Linked DNA regions of Homo sapiens: region 2 is linked to region 1. A link is an interaction called in ENCODE POLR2A ChIA-PET data of the cell type or tissue named here. Cell type or tissue: Panc1. All regions are shown on one strand. Each heading gives the region's core, and the rest is flanking DNA. Links, peaks and the distances in the headings are about the cores only.

Region 1 (2,932 bases), core at 255-2,754:
GCTGCTAGACTTTTGTATTGCTTTCAGTTAGGGGCCATTAAGAATAAAGTTGCTATGAATATTCATGTAAAAGTCTTGGTGCAGACAGATGTTTTCATTTCTCTTGGGTAAGTACCTAGAAGTGGAATTACTGGGTCTTATGGTAAGTGTATATTTAACTTTATAAGAAACTGGCAAATTTTTTAAAAATGACTATGCTATCTAACATCCCTAGGGCTAACACCATTGTGAATTCAGTTGTTCCACATCATTTTTAACACTTATAAAAAAGATGCAGTATTTTAAGCCGTTTTGAGTATGTAGTTATAGCTGTGCTTGTAGTTTTCATTTGCCTGATGTGATGTTGGGCATTGTTTCATATGTGTATTGGCCATTTTTATATCTTCTTGTGAGATTTCTGCTCAGATATTTTGCTTGATTTCAAATTGGGTGGTCATCTAATTGAGTTAAATTTAAAAGTTAATAATAGTTCATCTTTTCCCAAATGTATATTCACTTGCTCCATCATCATTTCTTAAAAAGACTATCCTTTTCCGATTTAATCGCCTTGGCTCCCTTGTCAAAAATTAATTGACCATATGCATATAGATCTACTTCTGAGCTCTCATTTTCCCCCAGGGATCTGTATGTCTGTCCTTGTGCCTTTAAGACAGTCTTTATAAGATTGAAAAAGAACAAAATGGCAAGATTTACACAAACAGTTGTTTTGGCTATTCTAGGTCCTTTATATTGCCATATAAATTTTAAAATCAGCTCATTAATTTCTGGCCTAAGAAAGCCTGTTAGGATTTTGACTGGGATTTTGTTAAATCAATAGATTAGGGAAAATTGACATCTTAACAACATTGAGTCTTTCACTCACGAGAGAGTGGGTCTCTCCATTTATGTGGACCATCTTTAAAGTTGTTTTGTAGTTTATGTAAGTCAGACATATATTGTTACATTTATCTCAAGTATTGTATGTGTGTGTGTGTGTGTGTGAGAGAGAGAGAGAGAGAGAGAGAGAGAGAGAGAGAGAGCGAGAGCGACTGAGACTCGGTCTGTCGCCCAGGCTGGAGTGCAGTGGCATGATCTCTGCTTACTGCAACTGCCACCTCCTGGGTTCAGGCCATCCTTGTGCCTCAGCCTCCCAAGTAACTGAGACTACAGGTGTGCACCACATGCCTGGCTAATTTTTGTGTTTTTAGTAGAGACAGAGTTTTGCCAGGTTGGCCAGGCTGGTCTCGAATTCCTTGTCTCAAGTGATCCGCCCACCTTGGCCTCCCAAGGTGCTGGTATTACAGGCATGAGCCACCACACCCAGCCTTTATGCTTTTTTGAAGCTGTTGTTTGTAGTATTATATAAATTCTTCATTGCTAGTACGTAGAAATAGAATTTTTATACCTTGATCCTAAATCATAAGACCTTGCTTAAACTTCAATAAATAGTTCTAGTAGCCTTCTTTGCATATAGCTTCAGGATTTTCTATGTATAAAACCAGGTAGTATGCAAATGAAAACTTTAATTCCCCCTCCCCCAGTCTGTATCCTTTTTCCCTCCACACTTTAATGTCCTGACTAGGACATCTAATAGAATACTTACTTTATGTTGGGTCTCTGGAGGTCATTTTGTTATTTTTGAATCTCAAGTGTCCATTATCTGTCTTTTCATATGTGAACTACTTTATACCAGCAACTAAATTAAGTAATTTGTATAAGACATACTGCTTGTAAGTAAAAAGGAACTAACAAGCCACTGTGTTGTAAAAATCAAGTTTGTTGATTCAGTGTTGGCAATTCAATAACAGTAAGTTAAACCCAATAACCAAGTTGGCAATTACTATTCTCTGTCATGTATTTACAAAAACATTGTCAGTTTATCATAATGTGGCTGTTCGTTCCCAGTTTTGGTGTCAATAAATAACTTAAATAGAAGTTTTTAAATGTTGATTTAAAAAGAAGCAAATAAAATAGCCAAAATAGAAAAGTCAAAATAGGAAAATCTTAAATGTGTTCAATATACTAATGATCTTTTATTTCTTCCTTAGGTTAATGCCTTAGATAAGAAAACGTGTATCATTGTTCATTAGTTATTATAGAATAATAGTTACATCAACTTACATATCAATTGTGTTTATAAACAAGTAAATATTTTTACCAAAAAAAAAAAACAAAACCCACGGGGCGGTAAAATTTAGGTCTATTTCTTATTCATTATAGTATATTTAAAGCTATAATCATCATTTTTTTAGATAGAGATAGGGAAGCACCAGAGTATAGTTGAGGAACTTGGGTTCTGGAATCAAACTGCCTTGCTGAAAATCCTAGTTCTTTCACTAGCTGGCAGATGACCTTGGGCAAATTACTTACCTTTTCTGAACTTCATCTGTGAGTAAGGAAAATGCGCTTACCTCATAGCAATATTTTGTGACCATTAAGTGAGATAAATCATGTAAAGACCTTAGAGTAGAGCCTAGCACAAAGTAAGTGTTGAATAAATATAAGCATAAATTATCTAATGATTAACCTGAACTCCATAAAGTTTGTAGAACTATCTGACTGGTAATCTTTATTATGTCCACTATTGGTGAACATGTCATATGAGATAGTTTTATATCATTTTCTTAATATAGAGGAATAGGTCAGATATAAAAGCTAAAGCCAAATATACACATTAACATATATACGTACACAAAAATTGTTATATTTTGTTGAATGGATTGCACCTTGGGCCACATTATTTCTTCTATTATTTAACTCCTTAATTATGTGTTAAACTGTGAGTCTCACCTTTTTTGCAAAGATGTAGAGAAGGTATCAGTAATGGAATCTTTATATTCTGAAAATAAATATAACAGGTGGTTATGTTTTACTTGTGTTATTTCACTACCATCTTGAAAAGCATTCAGATAATTTTCCTTGAATATGGGGAATTTGTATTTTTTTAAATACG
Region 2 (2,932 bases), core at 115-2,614, 64 kb before region 1:
ATGTGGAGTTTGAAAAAGCAGCTTTTTAGGTAAATGAAAAAGAAGCCCAAAAGCAGCCTGTATACTCTTATGAGAATAAGGTGGGAGGACTTTGTGTACTAGATATCAAGCTATAAAGTATACTACAGCAATTAAAACAGTGTTTTACTTGTGCAAAGACTGACAAACAGACCTGTGTAACCCATACTCATAAGGTCACTTGATTTGTGGTAAAGGTGGTACTACAGAGTAGTGAGGAAAGGATGATGCTGAAACAACTGAATGTCCTTACTGGGGAAAATAAAAAGAAGTAAGATTTCTACTTCATAGAAAATGAAGAAATCAGTTCCAAGTGGAGTAAAGTTCTAAATGGAAAAAGAGCTTTAGAAGATAATAAAAGGGGATATATTTATGACTGGATAGAGAAAATTTCTTAGTCAAAACCCCCAAAATACTAATGTTAAGAGAAAAGATAGTGGCTCACTCTTGTAATCCCAGCAGTTTGATTGGCTGAGGCAGGAGGATGGCTTAAGCCCAGAAGTTCAAGACTGCATGAGCTATGATTGCACCACTGCCCTCCAGCCTGGGCAACAGAGCGAGATGCTGACTCTTAAAAAGAGGCCGGGTGTGGTGGCTCACGCCTGTAATCCCAGCACTTTGGGAGGCCAAGGCGGGCGAATCACGAGGTCAGGAGATTGAGACCATCCTGGCTAACACGGTGAAACCCCATCTCTACTAAAAATACAAAAAAAAAAAAAAAAAAAAAGAGAAAATAAATTGGACTGGACTACATCAAAATTAAGAAATTCTGTCATAAAAAGACACATTTAAGAGCATGAAAAGCAAAAACAGTTGTTCTGGATGTCTTTTATGTACAATGATGATGAATAAATTGATATGCTTTTATCAAAATGGTTAGTATTCTACTATATATTAAAATAGTAATATTAATTTTTCTTGAATTTTACAAAGAAAAAATTTGAAATTATATTGAAGCATCCACTGAGTACTTACTGTGTCCCAAGCACTGGTTACTGTTGTGTTTGGCAGTTCTTTTTACTAATCCTTTATTGGATATGTGGTTTGCAAATATTTTCTCCCACTCTGTGGCAGGTCCTTTCGTCCTTTTAACAGAGTCTTTCATAGAGCAAAAGTTTTTAATATTGATAAAGTCTAATTTATCAATTATTTTTATAGATCATGCCTTTGGTATCAAGTCTAAAATTTCTTAATCTGTAGTTTCACCTCTCCCTTTTTTTTTCTTGTCTCTTGTGTTCCTTTAACAAACCCTAGTAGTCCTCAATATAACATCTGAATTACAGGTTGATATATTGTAATAATACACAGAAAATATCAAATAAGTATGTTTATGATTCAGATTTTACTTTCTGGTACTAGAAGATATTTTATGGTCGTTTTATACTGCCTAAACTTGGAATCAAAGAATCCTGGTCTTTCATTGGAAAATGATATGTAGAGATCATCATCTATGTTCCTACAGACCAGATGTTACTAACTTTTTATTTATTTATTTATTTATTTATTTATTTATTTATTTATTTATTTATTTATATATTTTGAGATGGAGTCTCGCTCTTTCGCCCAGGCTGGAGTGCAGTGGCGCAATCTCGGCTCACTGCAAGCTCCGCCTCCCGGGTTCACGCCATTCTCCTGCCTCAGCTTCCTGAGTAGCTGGGACTATAGGCACCCGCCACCATGCCCAGCTAATTTTTTTTGTATTTTTAGTAGAGACGGGGTTTCACCATGTTAGCCAGGATGGTCTCGATCTCCTGACCTCGTGATCCACCAGCCTCGGCCTCCCAAAGTGCTGGGATTACAGGCTTGAGCCACCGCGCCCAGCCTGTAATTAACTTTTTAAATATAAAAAGTCACAAATCTACACTCATATTTTCCGTGTAAGATTATGGAATTTTTACTTGAAGTCTTTGATTTTATACTTGCGTCTCTTTACGTCTGTGCAGAAAACCTTGGTTCCTAAGATGATAATTGCTTTATCATATAACCTACCTACAATAGTTTCAGGTTTTTTTTTTTTTTTTTTTTTGAGATGGAGTTTTGCTTTTTTTACTCAGGCTAGAGTGAAATGGCGTGATCTCGTCTCACTGTAACCTCTGCCCCCCAGGTTCCAGTGATTCTCCTGCCTCAGCCTCCCTAGTAGCTGAGATTACAAGTGCCTGCCACCACGCCCGGCTAATTTTTGTATTTTTAGTAGAGACGGGGTTTCGCCATGTTGGCGGGGCTGGTCTTGAACTCCTGACCTCAGGTGATCTGCCTGCCTCAGCCTCCCAAAGGGCTGGGATTACAGGCGTGGGCCACTGTGCCCGGCTAGTTTCAGAACTTAAATACCAACTTTACTACTATACAATAAGACTTCTAAATGCAGCTTAAATTTTGTTTATATTTTCTTATAGAATGTATCTCATAAGAAATGTACAGTCAAAATATTGTTTTTTTTTTTAAAGTCACTTGTAGTCACTATTTTCACCTATTCTGTTACCAACTTGACATACAACCAGATTTCAGTGTTTTCTTTTTTTCAATTTTGGGGAGGATTGCTTCTTTTTCCCTTGTTTAGTTTAATTTTGTGTTTTAGTTATGCAAAAAATTACTAATTTTTTAGTAATTTTTATGTACATTTTAAGATAACAGGACATTCTGTTTCTTCTTCTGTTATCTTCCTTTGTGGATAGATGACCATTTTCTTTTTATTTTTGGGGTTATTTTGAAAATATTAGATATGTATATATTCACCCTTATGCAAAAGTTAGCATATTCTAGATATTGTTCTATACTTTGCTTTTATTCAATTAAAATTCTTTCTCAGAAATCACTTCATTATTCTATAGAGATATTTCTCATTCCTTTTTATGGCTGTGCACACATGCACACCAACTTTCCTAGACAGGTATTTGATTAATTCTGCACACCCCCA

The links. Peaks named below come from ENCODE experiments on the same cell type or tissue, not always from the same donor. Only the 100,000 strongest peaks of a DNase experiment are listed, where the experiment ranks them.
Region 2: POLR2A ChIA-PET joins it to region 1 with 22 read pairs; 2 of 35 experiments call an interaction of 5 or more read pairs at or near these places.

What each region holds. Positions count from the first base shown.
Region 1 is chr11:20,503,728-20,506,659 of GRCh38, forward strand. The region is part of intron 15 of PRMT3 (protein arginine methyltransferase 3); the gene reads left to right. Among named protein-coding and RNA genes, the nearest start is that of SLC6A5, 94 kb to the right of the region's middle. In Panc1, for the core only: no CTCF peak of the experiment used is centred there; no DNase peak of the experiment used is centred there.
Region 2 is chr11:20,439,766-20,442,697 of GRCh38, forward strand. All of the region lies in intron 10 of PRMT3 (protein arginine methyltransferase 3), which reads left to right. It overlaps LOC124902808 (a long non-coding RNA gene), which reads left to right and starts at 1,805. Exons shown (of 2, transcript XR_007062965.1): 1 at 1,805-2,932. In Panc1, for the core only: no CTCF peak of the experiment used is centred there; no DNase peak of the experiment used is centred there.